Regions from separate parts of the Homo sapiens genome. Here all the other regions are linked to region 4. A link is a loop called in an ENCODE intact Hi-C map of the cell type or tissue named here. Cell type or tissue: dorsolateral prefrontal cortex. All regions are shown on one strand.

Region 1 (4,000 bases), 270 kb after region 4:
TCAATAGTCCATGTTAACAATCTACGTTCTAGATCATTAGTGCAAGAGTGGACTCTAGCGTCTCACCCACATGCAGTCCTTTATATCACTGACATTACTGGCCTTCTATGATAAGCCCTATAACTAAAGTTGTTTTTTTCAGTGATGGAAGTTAATTTGCACTGAGCCATAAGTACCATCTTCTCTGTCCCATCTTTTGAATAACAGCATAAATCTGCGAGATAGTTGGTCAAGATAGAATCTTGGTCACGTGACATTTTTCTGTATGAAAAATAAATTAGGTTCTTATGAGGCCCAAGCATGAAATTTTGGCTTCATAATAATATACTATATATTTGACTTCATAATAACATCTTACCAACTGGGCCCCCATTTCAATTTTTTTTCTACTTTATGATTCTTCTCAAATAAACTACAGATTCCTTAATTGCATGTGTGGCAGAGCACATTATTAGGTGTTATAGAGGTTACAAAGGTAAAGAGTTAAGTGTCTTAGACCTTAAAAAGCTTAGAGTATAGCAGAGAAAGAAATGTACACAACTAATTACAATTCAAGGCAAAGTAAAATAACTTTAAGAGAAAAAAAGATTAAGTAGTACACTAAAAGGCAATGCAAGATTACTTCTAGATAGAAGGATATCAACTCCTTCTTTAAAGATGTGAGCATTGGAACCTGGCCTTACACATATACATACATGTGTATGTGTATTATGTGTGCATATTAAAATATACATATACTTGTACAGAATCCTATAAACATTCTACTATATGGATACAATTCAGACAAAATTAAAAACAACAGAATTCCCTCTAAGAATTTCTGTAAGGATTCATTTGGATTACCATTGCCTCCTTGGAGGATTTGAATTAGAATAGAGTTTGTCAAACCATGGTTTTAAGCCATGAGCCTTTTTTTGCGTGTGTGTGCTTTTCTTTCTTTCTTTTTTTTTTTTTTTTTGAGACGGAGTTTTGCTCTTTTTTGCCCAGACTGGAGTTCAATGGCATGATCTCAGCTCACTGCAACCTCCACCTCCCGGGTTCAAGCGATTCTCATGCCTCAGCCTCCTGGGTAGCTGGGATTACAAGCATGCACCACCACACCCAGCTAGTTTTGTATTTTTACCAGAGACGGGGTTTCTCCATGTTGGTTAGGCTGGTCTCAAATTCCCGACCTCAGGTGATCCGCCCACCTCAGCCTCCCAAAGTGCTGGGATTACAGGCATGAGCCACTGTGCCCAGCTGCCATGAGCCTTTTAATCAAGCAACAATTCAAATAGAAGTTCAATATGTAAAACAAAGAATAGCTACTTAGATGGGAGAAGAAGGAGCTCCATCTACCCCACCCCTTTCCCAAACTTGCCCACAGCCCAGGGTGGAAACTCCTTGAAAAGATGACCAATAAATCCCTTCCTGCTGTTACTGTCTGTGATTTAAGTGTAAGTCCATGGAGCACATGGTAAACCACAGCACTGTGTGTCTTAGAAGGAACAATAAATAATAATAAAATTTTAAAAAATAAATAAATAAAAATAAAGATATAATTGACATGTTAAATCTACAGAATAAAAAAGAATAAAATGTGGGGAAAAAAAAGAAAATTTTAGCATCTCCTTCGTGACCAAAATTATCATGAGCAAAACTAGATAGAATGTAACCATTCCCCTAGCTCTAAGTGTGCAGGTCACTTGCACACTTGCAGCTCTAAGTGCAAGGCTCATACATGAGCTGTGAAAGACACTGATTAGCAGGAAGAGATGAAGCAAATAATTAACTTTTATCTAAAAACATCTGGGGCCAGGTGCGGTGGCTCAGGCCTGTAATCCCATCCTTTTGGGAGGCTGAGGCAGATGGATCACTTGAGGTCAGGATTTAAGACCAGCCTAGCCAACATGGTGAAACCCAGTCTCTACTGAAGAAAAAAAAAATACCAAAAAAAAGTAGCTGGGCGTGGTGGCGCGCACCTGTAGCTCCAGCTACTCGGGAGGCTGAGGCATGAGAATCGCTTGAATCCGGGAGGCGGAGGTTGCAGTGAGTCGAGATCCTGTCACCGCACTCCAGCCTGGATGACAGAGTGAGACTCTGTCTCAAAAAGAAAAAATGTTTTTTAAAAAAGCATTTGGATCTGTGTTAAATGCAGAACCCAGAAATTAACTGCTGAATCCAAAGGGGGCTTTGGAGATGTGCAGGCCTATCACTCCTCCCACAGTTCTGCTAGCTTGGCCTTGGCAAAGCAAGAACTCTGGAGGGACTTTGGGGCACCAGCTCAGGCCTGACACAGCAGTCTCAACAGCAAGCCAAGAGGCAGAACAATGCCACTCTAACATCATGATTCACAGTGAGTGAAAGCCACAATAAAGCTTTTCATCAGAGGAAAGGGAAAATAGGCTTTGTTTATCAGCATCCTGGGGGAGATCAAAAGCCTACTTTCTAGAGCTTGTTCCAGATGTCTCTTCTACCTCTTTAGAGCCTACTGGCCTCCAACAGCCATGCTCAGTATCTCTCATTTCATGCACAAAAAGGTCATTTCAGGCACAGCAAGAGAGCAGGCAGCTCTCTGCATTCTCATGCTGCCAAATCAACCTTCTCACTCACCTAAAGAGCTGTTCAATATTTGTCTTCATGGCCCACGTATCCTCAGAAGACAAAGCCATGTGCTGTCTGCTCTGGGACACAGAAAAAGGAGTTAATCCAGCTTTCTCTCTGAGTTGACTAAATAATGCTAAATGATTCTCTCTGGTCACAGCACTGCCAGCCTTTGGAAAGTGATGACTCCTGAGCCCAAGAAGCTCCCAACTAATAGAGAACATGTTGTTGTCTCCCTCAAAGTGTTCTTGGTCTAGTGTGTTTGGGTACCTTGTTCTTTCACTTTCTCATTTCTTGAGCTAAGACATAACTATTACAGCCAAAATAACCTACTTCTATCATCCCAACAGTGTGGTAGGAAAGCTATGTTCTTAAAATAAATGTCACACGACACCGTAAAGTGAAGCAACACTGGATTTGAGAGTCAGGAACTAGATTAGTGTCATACCTCTGCCATTCACTAGGTGGGTAACTTTGAGAGTCACATTACCTCTCTGACCTTTAGTTTCATCAATTGGAGATATACCTATTCAAAAATCAATAAATACCATCTTGTGTCACTTAACAATAAGACACAGTTTGGGAAATACATTTTTAGGTGATCCCATCCTTGTGTGAGCATCATAGAGTATACTCATATGAACCTAGATGGGATACCTACTATAATCTCAGGCTATGTGGTATAGCCTGTTGCTCCTAGGCTACAAACCTGTACGCCTTGTTACTGTACTAAATGCTGTAAGCTATAATAACACGATGGTAAGTATCTGGGTATCTACAAATACCTAAACATAGAAAAGACACAGTAAAAATATGGTATTATAACATATGGGAACCACCATCCTTTACGCGGTTTGTTGTTGAGTGAAATGTTATGTGGCACATGACTGTATTTACTGAGTCCCTGCCTACTACATGCCAGGAATCATGCTAAATGCTAAGGATATTCTGGTGAGCAAATCAGACTTGGCCTTTGCCCCCACACAGTTTAAAGACTAACAGAAGAGAAAGAGAGTAAATAAGGAAACAAATATATATTTACAAATTAGAAGTGTTTGGAAGAATAAAAAAACAATGTGCTTAGAAAGAAAGCATGATGGAGAATGAGGCTTTTTCCCTCTGGAGGTACAGAAAGCATCTCTAAGGGGAGTATGTGTGAGGGAGGAGGAAAAGCCATCAGAGAAAACAGTGGAGAAGGGGGATTCCAGGCTGACGGAACATCATAGGCAAAGGCCCAGAGGGAAGGAGGGGCTTGGCATGTTCAAAAGCTCAAAGAAGCTCAAGTGTTTGGAGCTGGGAGCTTGGGAAGCAAGAGGAGGTGGTGCGAGAGAAGGCTGGAGAGGGAGCAGCCAAGAAAAGTAACCAAGTCCTGCAAAGCTGCAGTGCTGTGCCTAGCACATAGTAGGCCCTCAGTCAA
Region 2 (4,000 bases), 350 kb after region 4:
AACCAATCCAAATGTCCAACAATGATAGACTGGATTAAGAAAATGTGGCACATATACACCATGGAATACTATGCAGCCATAAAAAAGGATGAGTTCATGTCCTTTGTAGGGACATGGATGAAATTGGAAATCATCATTCTCAGTAAACTATCGCAAGAACAAAAAACCAAACACCACATATTCTCACTCATAGGTGGGAATTGAACAATGAGAACACATGGACACAGCAAGGGGAACATCAAACTCTGGGGACTGTTGTGGGGTGGGGGGAGCGGGGAGGGATAGCTTTCGGAGATATATCTAATGCTAAATGATGAGTTAATGGGTGCAGCACACCAGCATGGCACATGTATACATATGTAACTAACCTGCACATTGTGAACATGTACCCTAAAACTTAAAGTATAATAATAATAAAATTTAAAAAAAAAATCAGAACAAAAATAAATGAAATAGAGACTAAAAACATACAAAAAATGAATGAAATGAAAAGTTGGTTTTTTCAAAAGATAAACAAAATCAACAAAACCATTAGCTAAACCAACTAGGAAAAAGAGATAAGACCCAAGTAAATAAAATCAGAAATGAAAAAGGAGACATTACAATGGATAACACAGAAATAGAAAGGATCATTAGAGACTATTATAAACAGGAACCATCACACTATCTGACTTCAAAATTTACTACAAAGCTATAGTAACCAAAACAGCATAGTACTGGCATTAAGACAGACACATAGACCAATGGATAGAATAAAGAACCCACAAATAAACCCATGTATTTACACCCAATTTATTTTCAAAAAAGGTCCCAAGGACATACATTGGGGAAAGGACAGTATCTTCAATAAATGATGTTGGGGAAACTGGATATCCATATACAGAAGGATGAAACTAGACTCCTATCTCTCACTATATGCAAAAATCAACACGAAATGGATTAAAGACTTACATCTAAGACTAGAAATTATGAAATTACTGTAAGAAAACATAGGGAAAATGCTTCAGGACATTAGTCTGGGAAAAGATTTTATGGGTAACTCCTCAAAAGTACAGGTAGCAAAAGCCAGAATAGACAAATGGGATTATATAAAACTGCAAAGCTTCTGTAAAGCAAAGGAAACAATCCATAGAGTGAAGAGACAACCTAAAGAATGGATTTGTAAACTCTCCATCCAACAAGGATGAATATCCTTAAGTAATATCTAGAATATACAAGGAACTCAACAGCAAAACATTTAAAATAATCTGATTAAGAATTGGCAGATGGGCTGGGCGCGGTGGCTCACGTCTGTAATTCCAGCACTTTGTGGGGCCAAGGTGGGCAGATCATGAGGTCAGGAGTTCCAGACCAGCCTGGCCAATATGATACCAAAAATACAAAAATTAGCTGGGCATGGTGGCTTGCGCCTGTAGTCCCAGCTACTTGGGAGGCTGAGGCAGAAGAATCGCTTGAAACCAGGAGGCGGAGGTTGCAGTGAGCCGAAAGCGTGCCACTGCACTCCAGCCTGGGTGACAGAGCAAGACTCCGTCTCAAAAAAAAAAAATTGGCAGATGATCTGAAAGGTATATGAAAAAATGCCCAACATCATTAATCATTAAGGAAATGCAAGTCAAAACCACAATGACATACCATCTCGTTGCAGTTAGAATGGCTACTATCAAAAAGATAAAAAATAACAATTGCTAGTGAGGATGAGACGAAAAAGGAACTCTTGTACACTATTGGTGTACAAGATAATATAAATTGGTTATAAATAATATATATTGCTTGTATATATACAAGCAATATAAATTGGTTCAGTCACTGTAGACAACAGTAAGGAAGTTCTTCAGAAAACTAAAAATAGAACCATCATATGATCCAGCAATCCCAATGCTGGGTTATGCCCAAAAGAAAGGGAATCAGTATGTCAAAGAGATAGCTGCACTCATGTTTACTATAGCACTGTTCACAATAGCTAAGATATGGAATTTACCTTAGTGTCATCAACAGATAAATGGGCAAAGAAAATGTCACACACACACACACACACACACACACACACACACACACACACACGAATAGTATTCAGCCATAAAAAAAAAAATAAAATCCTGCCATTTGCAGGATGACAAATGGATGAGCCTGGAACACATCATGTTAAATGAAATGAACCAGGCATGAAAAGATAAATATTACATGTTCACACTCATATATGGAAGATAAAAAGGTTTCTCATAGAAGTAGAGAGCAAAAATAACGGTTACTAGAGACTGAGAAGGGGAGAGGGAATAGGGAGAGTTCGGTTATTGGATACAAAATTACAACTTGAGAGGAGCAATAAATTCTAGTACCCTATAGCACTGCAGGGTGACTACAATTAATAAGTTGTTATATGTTTTTAAATAGCTAAAAGAGTTCCTAGCACAAAGAAGTGATAAATGTTTGAGGTGACAGATATGCTAAATACACTGATTTGACCAGTACACATTATATTACATGTATTGAAAATCACACTGTACCCCATAAAAATGAACGGTTATGTGCCAATTAAAAATAATGTTAAAAGAAAACCTACCTCACATTTCAAATAATTCCATAGAGTTCTTTAACACAAACTTGCAATTATGAACAATCAAGAATTTCAAGTTGGATCAATATGGATGAAGAGACAGTGAGAACCTATTTTAGTGAGCTTTATCCCTGAAGGCCAACATCTACGACCGGAGAGAATGCGTTGGTAAATCTCAGTAAACTCTGTTGTAGTTATACTGATGCAATTCAATTGAAATGGACATTTAGCAATTAATAGATTCATCTGTGTGCAAGCTATCAAATTTTAGCCATTCACTTGGCCTAAATAAAGCATTCCTTTAAATTGGGCTTTACATTGTCTTCTCATCTAGCCAGGTTAACCAATTCTCTGCTCGATTTTATTTTTTCTGCCATAGACAGGGAAATAACAGTCACAGACTGATGACAATGTGTTGCTGAAAAGAACCACTCAGTCTTTCAGGTTGATAGATAGTTCTGACAGGCTTCCAGGTCTGTATGGAGACACAATCGCATCCATAGCAAATTCTGCAGGTAACCTCTTTTTACAGTTTCCTGATTGCTTTCAACCCCGTATTACTCATCACTACTCTTTCCCTGCATCCTTCTCCAGCTAAAGACCTCCTTTTCGATGCTTCCCTCTGAGACCTCTGGAACCCATCTTCATGTGTAGAGAAATTCCCAGCCTCAACATCTTCATAGGTTGTTCTCACCACCTTCTTGATTTAGTTGAAACCTGGCTTTCCGCCAGCACCCTGCTTTTTCCCTCTTCTCCCTTACATCCTGGAGTTAATAGTAGAGACTTTTCAAGCTCCACACTTGCATCTTCCAAAGAAGTGCTATTTGGCACTCAAAACCCAAAATTCTCCTCTCCCTTAACATTCATGCCATTGAGCAATACCACACCCTCTTTACTGCTATCTAATTATGAATGGGTAACATCTGTTTAATGCTTACAAATATGCCAGAAATTAGACTTAGTATTTTCATTAATTATCTTGCATACCAATTTCTTGGCCCCTCCCTTACAGCCCCTGAATCTTTTATCCTGGCTTCCCAGCCAATCTCCTGCTGTCAGCATGGGAAACTTTAATGTCCATGAGGAAAAATCATTCAACACTCTATTCTTTGACCTCCTCATTGCCAATGATCTTTACCTTTACTCCACATCATCACTGGAAACCACTCCAACTCTGAAATCTTACACACTAGCATTCTACATGATGAGTGCAACTTTCCATTCCTCCCACTCTTTTTCCCTTATCCCCATCCTACCTAATTTTTGGCTTCTCTTTGATATCTCTATTCCTCATCTCTTTTTATATTTCCAGCTATCAACTCTGCAGATTCCACTTCCTTTTGTATCATACTAGACTCTGTTAATTACATCACTTAGAATACTCTCCTCCCACCACTCTAACAACCTTGCTCCCTGCCCTCCTGCCACATTTGCCCTGCCAAACTT
Region 3 (4,000 bases), 140 kb before region 4:
GCACCTGCCACCGTGACTCATCTCCTCCCACCCTTGCCCCGGCCTCTGTGCTCCTGCACTGTGGGCTTCCTGCTCATCTTCAGAAAGAGCAAGCATGGTGCCACCGCAGGGCGCTTTTATGAGCTGTTCCTTCATCTTAGAATGCTCTTGCCTTTCGTCATCATATGACTTCCTGTCATTCCCATCTCTGCTTAAATGTCATTGCCCCAAAGAAGCTGTCCTTGGTGACTCAAAGAGAAACAGACAACCAGCGTTCTGCATCACCAGATTTTTTTCTGTGCGTAGGACTCATTGCCATGTGAAATTTTCCTCTTTTGTCTGCCTTCCATCCCAGAGTCTATGTTCCATGGACATAGGAACCTTAGTGAACTTGTTTGTCATGGTGTCCCCACTGCCTAAAACAATAGATAGCTAATAATTGACACTCCATAAATATTTGTTGAATATATGAGTAGTGCAGCGGGTCAGGCTAAACCCCTTTATAGGTTGTTAAAAGCAAGTATCCTCAATAGACTCATTTGGGGTCTGAAGATCTGAGCTTTAGTCTTAACCCCATATCCACTAATTCTGTGACGTTGGGAAAACCACTTATCATCTCTGAATCTCAGTGTACTTATCTGTAAAATAAGAATCATAGTACTTACACAGAGAACCTCATATGGTGGTTGAGAGGAATAGCTGTGACAGTAGATGTGCAAGCTGTCTGTAAGCTTTTCAACAAATGGACATTATCTCTACTGGTTTATTACAAGTAATTACAGGAGACTACCATAGGGTGCTTCCAAAGCTTGGAAAAAGGGAAAATACAGCCCACTACAGAGAGAAGACTTTTATATCAGTGCACGATGGATTAGAAACATGTATTTTGGTGCGCACTTGATTGAGGATAATTTAATTGGAGGCTTTAATCATACCCTTGGAAAGATTTTGCCGATCAGAAAGGGAGTTGGTTTAGTCAGAATTAGACAAGGAAACATCCAAAAGGCAAATCCTGACAATTCCCAGTCAAGCATTGGCTGAGGAAAGATGTCCTGGTTCAGCAATTTGCTTTGTCATGTCAGGTGGCAGAATATCCCTGTGGAGGAGACAGGTGCCTCCAGCTTTCAGAGCTTGAAGTCACTGAAGATCCAGGTTCTTGAACCAGGGCCAGTGTCCTGGCCCTGATTTCTTTCTCACCAAGCTCTCTGAGTGCATAATTTGACTTCTTATGTGGCTGACTTAGAGAAGATACGAGGCCCCACATTCTGGTAATATAGATCTGTCTCTATGAGCTGGGTTAATGTGTGTCTACCCCTAGACACAGATCTGTCTCAGGGTGCTGACAGATGAGGCTCCTGACCCACAAAGCGGAGGACCCAGACCCTGGCTGAGGTGACTGTCAGTGTACAGCCACCTTGAAGGGGATGTGGCTGGATGACCAGCTGCCTCGATCAGGGACTCCCACTCGGTAGCATAACTTTCCATCTGCAATGTGGTGATAGTTTAATTTGACAGTTTATTTGGTTAGAGGTTCTTTTTTTTTTTTTTTTGAGATGAAGTCTCGTTCTGTCACTCAGCCTGTAATGCGGTAGCTCGATCTCAGTACTCACTGCAACCTCTGCCTTCCTGGTTCAAGTGATTCTCCTGGCTCAGCTGCCTGAGTAGCTGGGACTGCAGGCGCCTGCCACCATGCCTGGCTAATTTTTGTATTTTTAGTAGAGACGGGGTTTCACTATGTTGGCCAGGCTGGTCTTGAACTCCTGACCTCAGGTGATCTGCACACCTCAGTTTCCCAAAGTGTTGGGATTACAGACGTGAGCCACTGCACCCAGCAATTAAGAGATTCTTGAATGTAATTGGTATTTTGTGTGTGCATATGAGGGTTTATCAGTCTTAGCGTAATAGTTTAGGGTAGACATACTAGAAGGGGCCAGGAGGTGGCAGTAAAAGATAGCTAGTCATTTAAGCAATTCAAATTAGACCAAATTAGCCTAATATTCAGCCTCTCCAGGGCAATTTACGAAGTATTGAGATTGGAGGAGGCAGGATGGGTGTTGCTTCTAGACCAGAGAGAGAGAGTCTACCAAAGTAGCCATTCTCATCCCAGCTTTCATGATTTCCCTGAATCTTACTTTAAACTGTTTTTCATTAAATTTTCCTGTGAAATTAAAAAAATTCTCAACTTACTCTAGTTTTCAGATTTTATGTAGAACATGTTTTTATATATAGGCTGTAGGTTGGATTGTCAGTGGATTTCAGCAGTGAGGGTCTCCCAGCCCCTTAATTTCTAGATAAGGTGGACCTGACTCTCTATTCCCTAGATGGAGCGGGGCTCAGTGCTGTCCTGAGACATTTATTCCTGAACCGCTTCTGTCCCTCACCTCATGCATACATGGAATTGGTTCTGTTTGGGGATCATATCACTGTCCCCACTGAACATCACCCTGGCTCTCATGTGGCATTTGGCTATTTTTCTTAATTTGTACACACACACCATGCATGACACACACAACCACCAACAAAAATCATTTAGATGCAGCGTGTGTTAGAGGACTTTAATAAAGGTTTAGGAGACAATTCCACAAGCAGCTTAAAATTGGTGGTCGGACCTCCCGGGTCCCTCTGCCATGTCTGACACTCAGACTCTGGCCTCTGGCCATGCTGTTCTGTCTTCTCTATCTAGCTCCTTTTTCTGCCTTTTCCCCCCTTAGGAACAAAGCTCATCCTCTACTTTTTTTTTTTTTCTAAACAGACCAATCTTTCAAAAACACAAAATAAATCATATAATTTTCTTATTTGATTTCCCAGGTCTTCCTCTATAAAGTCGTGCTTCGTGGCTGACGAGTGTGACCCTTTCTGATCATGCCTTTCCCGTCGCTGAAGTTGCATCACCATTCCCGTCTACACTTTTTCCTCCCCAGCTGCGCTGGGATGGTTCATTTCTTCATGCTTTGTCTATGCCATTGCTTCAGGTTTTCTTTACCTAGTTAATTCCTCCAAAACATCTCACTTCTGAGCTGCTTCCCCTGAGTCCTCAGGTTTAGAGGGAGCCTCCCTCTGCTCCTTCATGGCTGTAATGAATTACTTTTCATTGGGAGAGAGAAGCTGAGTGTTCCAGTCCTAAACTGTTACTAATTTTGTGACACAGGGCATATTAAGGGAGGCTAGACGGGCTAGATGATTGTGAGTTATGTAAGTGCTGACCTTCCTCAAATGTAACTGTGATCATTGAAAAAGTGATGGTCATTTAATTCACATCAGTTCATCAAAGTTTCATTAGGTCTCCATAAAGAAATTTCTACTCGCTAATTCGCTCTCTAAATGTTGGGTGCCAGGTGCTGTGTCGGGCCACAGGGACAGAGAGGAAGTGGAGATTTCCAGAGGGAGGATGCATCCACAGTTCTGGAATTCGGGGGAAATATCAAAGTTAGCGATACGTATTTGGGATTCAACAGTGAGAATATGGGCTTGGCGTGGTGGCTCACCCCTGTTATCCTGCACTTTGGGAGGCCGAGGTGGTTGGATCACAAGGTCAGGAGTTCAAAGCCAGCCTGGCCAACATGGTGAACCCCATCTCTACTAAAACTACAAAAATTAGCGGGGCATGATGGTGGACGCCTGTAATTCCAGCTACTTGGGAGGCTGAGGGAGGAGAATTGCTTCAACCTGGGAGGCAGAGGTTGCAGTGAGCCAAGATTGCGCCACTGCACTCCAGCCTGGGCGACAGAGCAAGACTGCGTCTCAGGTGGGGGGGGTGGGAAACAGTGAGGATATGGCCATTAAAGCTATTGGGAAGGGTGCCAACTGGGGAAAATGTATGGAAGATCTGCATAGATCACTGGAGCCTTGGATACATCCTGCTTTTCAAACATTTCTTCTGTGAAAGGGAAGATGTTCTGAGTGCAACTTTCCTATTCTGAAGGATTAAAAAATTATTTTGTATCTTATTTTTAAAAAAATTTTTTTTGAGATGGAGTCTTGCTCTGTTGCCCAGGCTGTAGTGCAGTGGCATGAGCTACCG
Region 4 (4,000 bases):
TCTTCTAGATGTGAAAATGGTATGACCAAAGGCACGGAGCTGTCAAATCCTCTTTTATTCAGGATTTTAGGATTTGTCACCAAAGCCAAGTGGGGAGAAGGGAAATAAGGGTGGAAAGTTAAGGTGGAGCTAGAGTAGGATGTCAGCAACTGCCTGCCCCAGCCCGGCCGAGGAATGGGTAAGTGATTACAGGAAACCAGCAAGCCCACCTCGGCTCAGTGCAGGAAACCGTAGTAAAAGCCATGTCTGTCAGTGTCTGGTGCTTCATCTTCATACTTTGTTGGGGTCTGGGATTAGTCTGTCATAGAGTTAGGTGATAATGTAGCAAGCCAAGGAGCTATTGTATAGGTCCTTGGAAAAAAGAAGTGTTGCGATTTTAAGATTAATGCGTTTACCACATGGATTGTTACCACCCCTGTCTCCCACTGTAGGGCGTATATTTGTGTTGTTTTTCATAGTAGGTATGAGGGAGCTAGATATTTTCTTCTCCCTTTGTGTACCTCTACTCAGCATCACCCTAGCCACCAACTTTTTATGCCCCACTTCTGACACAGGCAGACGTCTGCAGGATGTCAGGGAGTTGAGATAGCAGGTGTTATCTCTGCTTGTGGGACAGAGGGCAACTACTTAGTCTGTTCAAAAGCGGAAGTTATACCTCTTGTCTTCTGACACTGAACAGTGGCTAACAGAGCTCATTGGCTTAAATCCCTTTGTAAATTGTAATCATTATTCTCTTGAGCAAGAATTCTTTCCTAGAAAGGACATTTTTCAGTTAATAAAACATCAGTGGATGTTTCTGTGGAGACTGTTTTGAAGATTTGGTTAAACGAGAAATATATCAGTGAAAGCACCCAGCCCTGGGGTTTCTGGAACTACAACATTCTAGGAGCAGATTTTACCTCTCCTATATAAAATAGGCCTAGTTATTTCCTTGGAGGGTTGTTTTAATGATTAGAAATAGTATGCATAAAGCACCTGGTGCATGGGCACTCAGTAAAGGGTAGAAGTCATCAATACTGTCTACTATTTATATAGATTCCTCCTCCTGAGTTGGGGGTTTGCTGTGGTGCATTGATTCAGTGAGATGCTTTTAAATTAAGAAGGTGGCTGCAGCATTTTCTGTAAGCAGTGACCACGCGAAGCCGGCCAGGCAGAGGCAGGCTTCGTGAAGACTCAACCTGACATAGTCACTGACGAGAAGCAATCTTTTTAGTTTTGCTTTGCTGAGAAGGTGGTGCTGATTGCTTTCTTCCATTGGGAAATCAATTTATTGTGCAGCAAATCTTAGTAAGCAGTTTCATACTATTGCTTTTCTAAAAAAAGAGACATGTTTCTGTTTTTATTAATCATGGAACTGACAGAAGATGGTAGAATTTGTAAAAGAAAATAACCTGTTTGCTCTCCTTTTTACCACACGTACTGTCTTCTATAAATTAGGAATAAAGAAGGGATTTTTATCTTCCAGTCTTGAAGCTATACCCTCTTCTGGTTTGAGACAAACAGCCTCATGTCCTTGGAGACCTGCCATATATGAATTTCTGGAATAAAAGGAATTTTCAGAGATTTTTGTTGGCTGTCATTTTGAAGGCAAAGTAACAGCCATGGTTCCAGGAGATGCCCAAAATAGCTGGGCATGTAATTTTGGGGCTAGATGCTTCCTGATCACAAGCTTGAAAACATGTCCTCCTTGGAGTTGAATCTAAGATCAAGTACCATTGGTGTGGAGAATGAGAGGTTTGTGTGCTATGGTTTTCTGACATATACAGTGCAGCTAATTTTTTTTTTTTTTTTTTTTTTTGTGATGGAGTCTCACTCTGTTGCCCAGGCTGGAGGGCAGTGGTACTTACTGCAACCTCCGCCTCCCAGGTTCAAGCAATTCCCGGGCTAAGCCTCCCGAGTAGCTGAGACTACAGGTGTGCACCACCACGCCTGGCTAATTTTTGTATTTTTAGTAGAGACAGGGTTCACCACGTTGGCCAGGCTGGTCTCGAACTCCTGACCTCAAGTGACCCCCCAGCCTCGGCTTCCCAAAGTGCTGGGATTACAGGCGTGAGCCACTGTCCCCAGCTGCAGCTCACTTTTATATAGTGAGATAAGATTAAAAAAAAAATCTCTTCTCTTGGGTGAAGAGAGCATTTGATAATCTGTTTTATAAAACAGCCATCTGTACAGTTTCCTTAAAGAGAAGTCGTTCTTCATCCTTTTGCAATAGGTTTGATTACCCTATTTTATTTTTACATACAACACTGGTTACGTAAAGTTAAGGGCAGCCTCATGATGGGCCAGCAGTTACCTCCATGCAGGTAGGAGGCAGTGAATTGTGGCCCATTTTTTGCCTCTGCTGAGTATTCTACACCAATGACCAAGCAGCCTCTGGGGGGCAGCAGAACACCGGATAAGACTACTGTGCCCTGGGCTGTCAGGCTTTTCTGACTTGTCATCCAACCCCTCGTTTGTGTCCTTGGCTCAGTGCCCAACCTTCTCTTTGCCTAGCAAAACTCATCCTCTTGGCCTTGTCAGAATGAGAGCCTTCGCCCTTCAGCCTCCTTTGCCCCACTGTCTTCACTCACACCCTTCTCCCCTGCACTCTGGAACCTTTGTGGTCTACTTTGTACCATGTCACATAGCTTAATGATGGGAATTGTTTGCTATTGTTTCACAAGCAGGTTTGCCCATCCTTATAGCAAGAACAAAGTCATGTCTGTTTCCCATAATGCCAGGAATTCCCTGAAGGCCTAAAGACATGCTCAACAGCAGGTGGAATATCCATTAATCTGTAGTGAGTGCTTGATGCCTATTTGCTAATTTGATTGTCAAGATGGTCCTGTTTTTGCACAAAGGAAAGTATTGGCTTTGCTTTACTTATTTCTGAAACTGCTACATTCTCACATGCCTTCAAGTTTAATTGTTCCTGATTGGGGTGAAATATAGAGGACTTTAAAAATTAGCCCAGGGTTGTAATGGAAGCAGTAAGTTGGCTGTACAGATGCAGATTTGCATCTTTGTCTTTCTCCTTCCCAGCTGTGTACCTTGGGCAAATTAATTTCTCAACCTCAGTTTCCTCACCCATAAAATGGGATTATCTAAGGTGATCAAATAATTTATTATCTAAACTGGAAACTGGAACACATTTGAGAGTGGAGGATGTTAAAGAAAAACCAGAGATAGGTAGTAGTTGAAGCAGTAAAAAAAAAATTATTTGGGAACTGTTGTAATAGGGGAAAAGAGACCTCAGTATGGAACTGGACTCTTTTTTTTGAGACGGAGTCTTGCTCTGTCACCCAGGCTGGAGTGCAGTGGCATGTTTTCAGCTCACTGCAACCTCCACCTCCTCCTCCCGGGTTCAAATGATTCTTCTGCCTCAGCCTTCCAAGTAGCTGGGACTACAGGCCCACACCACCATGACTGGCTGATTTTTGTATTTTTGGTCGAGACAGGGTTTTGCCATGTTAGCCAGGCTGGTCTCGAACTCCTGACCTCAGGTGATCCACCCGCCTCAGCCTCTCAAAGTGCTGGGATTACAGGCAAGAGCCACTGCACCCAGCCAGAACTAGGCTTAATTCTGAATACAGCTTGGATAAGGGGGATATAGCCAAGGAGCAAGGTGGGGGTCATTGAGTGGAATATTAAGAGGAAACATTGGGAAATAGGAGGATTCTGGCTAAACAGACCTAACAGGATTCCTCCTGAAGGCAGCCAGGGTGATCAGACACCAAGAGTAGGTGATGAAGAATTTGGCCAGATGATGGAGCATGATCAGATATTGCAGGTGGGGGGTTCGTTCTAAACTGACTTAGCAGGATTCTTGCTACAATAAAGATGGACACCAAGGTTGAGGCCTAGAGAGCTTAGAGGAGCTTGACTAAAGTTTAGTCAAGGAGAGAGTCTTTGTCCAGTGGCACAGTTTTATCATAGAGTCTTTTAAAAGATTTATTGCCTGATAAGTTGTTTTTATTTTTAGCCTGCCTACCTATACAGTTGTTCTATTAAGCCAGGTATA
Region 5 (4,000 bases), 370 kb after region 4:
ATTAAAAATAAATTAGCTTGGGCAAAAATTATAAGTTATCAGAAAAGTAAAATGAATAAGAGATTTGGGATCAGAAATCCTGGCTTTACTTGTTTGTTATCTGTGTGATCTTGAGCATATCACTTAATCACTATGAAAGTTCCATGGAATGAGAACACTCCATCTTATCACATGAGTTTTTGTCATAATAAATCGAGATAATTGCCCTCCATGGTGGCTGATGCCTGTAACCCCAGCACTTTGGGGTAGGGGTTGGGGGCAGATTGCTTGAGCTCAGGAGTTTGAGACCAGCCTGGGCCACATAGTGAGACCCCATCCCTATTAAAAAAAAAAAAAAGGAAAAAATTAGCCCGAGTGTGGTGGTACATGCCTGTGGTCCCAGCTACTCAGGAGGCTGAGACGGGAGGATCACTGAAGCCCAGGAGTTCAAGGCTGCAGTGAGCTGTGATACTCTAGCAACAGAGTAAGACCCTGTCTCTTTAAAAAAAAAAAAAAAGATAATGGATACAAAGCATTTTTTACATTATAAAGCAGTACAGAAATACATGCTCATTAAAATTAGTTATGATGACTACTATAGAAGAATGTTTGACAAAGAAAAGCTGTAGACAAAAATGAATATGGCTATGTAAATTATGTGCACATTTTAGATAAAGACAGGAAGGAAATAAGCAGAAATGAAAAATCATTGAGTTAAGGCAGGGGTCAACAAACATTTTCTGTAGAGGGCCAGACATCAGGCTTTGCTGGCCATACAGTCTCTGTCACAACTACTCAATGCTGCCATTATAGTCCAAAAGCAGCCATAGAAAATATCTAGATGGAGGTGGGGCACAGTGGCTCACACCTGTAATCCCAGCACTTTGGGAGGCTGAGGCGGGCGGATCACAAGGTCAGGAGATCGAGACCATCCTGGCTAACACACTGAAACCCTGTCTCTACTAAAAATACAAAAAAAAATTTAGCCAGGCATGGTGGTGGGCACCTGTAGTCCCAGCTACTCGGGAGGCTAAGGCAGGAGAATGGCGTGAACCCAGGAGGCATGCAGTGAGCCGAGATCACGCCACTGCCCTCCAGCCTGGGCCACAGAGCAAGACTCCATCTCAAAAAAAAGGAAAAAAAAAAAAAGAAAAAAATATCCAGATGAAGAAACATGCCCGGGTTATAACAAAACTTTATTTATGGATGCTAAAATTTGAATTTCATATCATTTTCTCATGTCACAAAATATTATCCCTCTCTTTTGACTTTCATCAACTATTCAAAAAAGTAAAAACCATTCTTAGCTCATGGGGTGTCCAAAAACAAATGGTGGGTTAGATTTGCCCTGTAGTTTGCTGACTCCTGGGATAGAGTGATATGTAATGAACAATTTTTTTATTATAATTTTCTTTAATGCTGTTATAGCCTTTTATACTTAAAGGGAAAAAAGATACCATGAACTCCCCAAGGACTGCCAGAGTAATTCAAAACCGACCAACCTCAGATTCAAACATGAGTCAGCTAGCCCTTCTGTCCTCTGCAAACACATGTCCCATATACCAAGGTGTCACAACCCTTCTCTCCTTGAGGAGCCCAGTACACATCTTGCTTATTCCTCAGCTTTGGCATTTCAAGTTCCTTTCCGATGTCTTTAACCCTGTCAGCCCAAATCTTACCACTTGCCTCAAGAACAAACCCTAAGCTCACCTACTCCAAGAAGTCTTCCTGCATCCAAAGAGATTACCCCTTTGCTTTATTAAGCAAAGTGAACATAGTTGTTGTTGTTTTAACACAGTCCTCAATTGTTACGTCCCAGTCTGTTTTCTCTCCCAACATGACAGTAACATCAAGGGCAGCACCCATGACCTCTGCTACTTTTCCACCTCCCACAGGTCCTGGCTCCTCTTAGAGGGGAACACGCAAAACAGCACTTCATAAATGCAATGAATCGGTTGCACCAGCCAATGCCCAGGTTTCTGCTGTTGATTTTAGTGATATGATCAGTGTTCTCTGCTGATCTGCCACAATTAGCTATATCGCCCATTATAATTGTTCATCTGGTCATTATTTTGGCACATTCCAAGCTGGTGCAAAGTAATTATATTCTAAACACGGAGCCGCTCACTCCAATTCCAGGCCTTGGCAACAACATTATGAGATAACATTATACGAAGATGCTATGAATCAATCAGCTAGGTATAAGGAGGATATTTAAAAGAAAGAATGGAAAAACGGCAAATCAACCATGTGAAACCTGCTTTAATCAAACAGAGTATACTTCTAAAACTAGAAGCCAGTGAGGAAAAGATTGCCAAGCCACACAGACACAAAGAGAACAAGAACAAAAACAGATGTATAAATAAGTCAGTTTCTCTCCCACCTTCATTCTTCTCTGAACACCAGGTAACAGCCTCTTCTTGGTCTCCCTCCAGAGTGCCACCTAGTGCCCAGGCAGGGGAGGGCAAGTGGGAAGCTGACAGCTGCTGTCACTTCACTTCTCAGTTTAGATTTCTTTTTTTTTTTTTTAATTATACTTTAAGTTTTAGGGTACATGTGCACATTGTGCAGGTTAGTTACATATGTATACATGTGCCATGCTGGTGCACTGCACCCACTAACTCGTCATCTAGCATTAGGTATATCTCCCAATGCTATCCCTCCCCCCTCCCCCACCCCACAACAGTCCCCAGAGTGTGATATTCCCCTTCCTGTGTCCAAGTGATCTCATTGTTCAATTCCCACCTATGAGTGAGAATATGCAGTGTTTGGTTTTTTGTTCTTGCGATAGTTTACTGAGAATGATGTTTTCCAATTTCATCCATGTCCCTACAAAGGACATGAACTCATCATTTTTTATGGCTGCATAGTATTCCATGGTGTATATGTGCCACATTTTCTTAATCCAGTCTATCATTGTTGGACTTTTGGGTTGGTTCCAAGTCTTTGCTATCAGTTTAGATTTCTTAAAGACAGGCCCTCAACAAGGGCTCCAGAATGTGTCCAATTACCACCGGCCACTTATTGGGACTATTAACTCATGTGACAGATATATCATCTCATTTTATCATCACAAGAACTCTATGAAGTATGTACTTTAATCTTCGATTTAATATAGAAACAACTGACAAATACTGGCTAAAAAGTGCTACTTATTGAGTGGCCTCAAGTGCCAGGCCCAGCCCTGGAGATTCAACACTAAGCAAAGCACAGGATCTCTGCCTTCATGGAACTTACCTTCTAGTGGGAGAAACAAAAATAAGCAAAAGAAAATAAAAGTTTAACAAGATTATATCTGAATGTGTAAAGTGCTATAAAGGACATTAAAAGGTTAAATGGGTAAAGAGTCATTCTTAATTAAAAGTCGGAGAGAAGGGGAGTATTTCCACACAGACTCAGCCTAAATGTGCAGTGAGAATCTCTGCAGACTCAAACAGCACAACTCAGGACATCCAAGAACCAGGGTGGACATGCTCTGTCCACAGGGCTACGACAGAAACTCCACTAGGGGCAGACCCCCTCTATACAGGTGTGCTGTGCGAAGAGTAGCTTGGGGGTGAGGGGGCATAGCCTGCGTGCATCCAGGAAAACTGAGAAAACATAAAGAGGAAACTACAGATAGGGTTTGTAAAGCATAAGATCCAGAGGGAAAATGAGATGGAAATACTTATGCTAATATATGTCAAGGAGAACGTTCTTGATGCTTTAGGAGCATTTGAACCTGCTGTGCATGTAATTTATGTAACAAGCCAGAGCTGCTGTGATCGCACTCCTCTGGCGTTTAGCTATTGGAAGCTATGCAATCTGCTGGCAGTTTGTCGGTTTGAGTTTACAACGCTGCCTAGCAGAAGCATTTCTTTCTAGATACTCTTCTTGTCATGGTTCCAGGGGTTAACGGGATCAGCTTTCCTCAGGCATAGAAAAACGTATTGGTAATAGGATAAAATCCAGTAGATTATGCTTTTTCTGTAATGGTGTAATTTTATTAAAATATCAAACCCTTATTACGATTATTATTTAT

What was found. A loop is a pair of places that touch in the nucleus more often than their neighbours do. Peaks named below come from ENCODE experiments on the same cell type or tissue, not always from the same donor. Only the 100,000 strongest peaks of a DNase experiment are listed, where the experiment ranks them.
Region 1: a loop joins it to region 4, with 9 times the contacts of the local background. A loop is called at or near these places in 4 of 110 quality-filtered maps.
Region 2: it touches region 4 in a loop (3-fold over the local background); 15 of 110 quality-filtered maps call a loop at or near these places.
Region 3: it touches region 4 in a loop (8-fold over the local background); 33 of 110 quality-filtered maps call a loop at or near these places.
Region 5: it touches region 4 in a loop (2.9-fold over the local background); 39 of 110 quality-filtered maps call a loop at or near these places.

What each region holds. Positions count from the first base shown.
Region 1 is chr1:210,848,425-210,852,424 of GRCh38, forward strand. All of the region lies in intron 7 of KCNH1 (potassium voltage-gated channel subfamily H member 1), which reads right to left. Among named protein-coding and RNA genes, the nearest start is that of KCNH1-IT1, 280 kb to the right of the region's middle. In dorsolateral prefrontal cortex, a CTCF peak has its summit at 2,401; a DNase peak (open chromatin) is centred at 2,267; H3K27ac peaks cover 3,458 bases.
Region 2 is chr1:210,933,105-210,937,104 of GRCh38, forward strand. All of the region lies in intron 6 of KCNH1 (potassium voltage-gated channel subfamily H member 1), which reads right to left. Among named protein-coding and RNA genes, the nearest start is that of KCNH1-IT1, 200 kb to the right of the region's middle. In dorsolateral prefrontal cortex, no CTCF peak of the experiment used is centred here; no DNase peak of the experiment used is centred here; H3K27ac peaks cover 681 bases.
Region 3 is chr1:210,446,569-210,450,568 of GRCh38, forward strand. All of the region lies in intron 7 of HHAT (hedgehog acyltransferase), which reads left to right. Among named protein-coding and RNA genes, the nearest start is that of HHAT, 120 kb to the left of the region's middle. In dorsolateral prefrontal cortex, CTCF peaks have their summits at 1,926 (motif pointing right) and 2,129; a DNase peak (open chromatin) is centred at 41.
Region 4 is chr1:210,582,173-210,586,172 of GRCh38, forward strand. All of the region lies in intron 9 of HHAT (hedgehog acyltransferase), which reads left to right. Among named protein-coding and RNA genes, the nearest start is that of HHAT, 260 kb to the left of the region's middle. In dorsolateral prefrontal cortex, CTCF peaks have their summits at 2,386 (motif pointing right) and 2,586; a DNase peak (open chromatin) is centred at 2,419; H3K27ac peaks cover 2,677 bases.
Region 5 is chr1:210,947,723-210,951,722 of GRCh38, forward strand. The region is part of intron 6 of KCNH1 (potassium voltage-gated channel subfamily H member 1); the gene reads right to left. Among named protein-coding and RNA genes, the nearest start is that of KCNH1-IT1, 180 kb to the right of the region's middle. RefSeq lists a silencer at 2,245-2,539. In dorsolateral prefrontal cortex, a CTCF peak has its summit at 2,406 (motif pointing left); DNase peaks (open chromatin) are centred at 2,400 and 3,741; H3K27ac peaks cover 1,469 bases.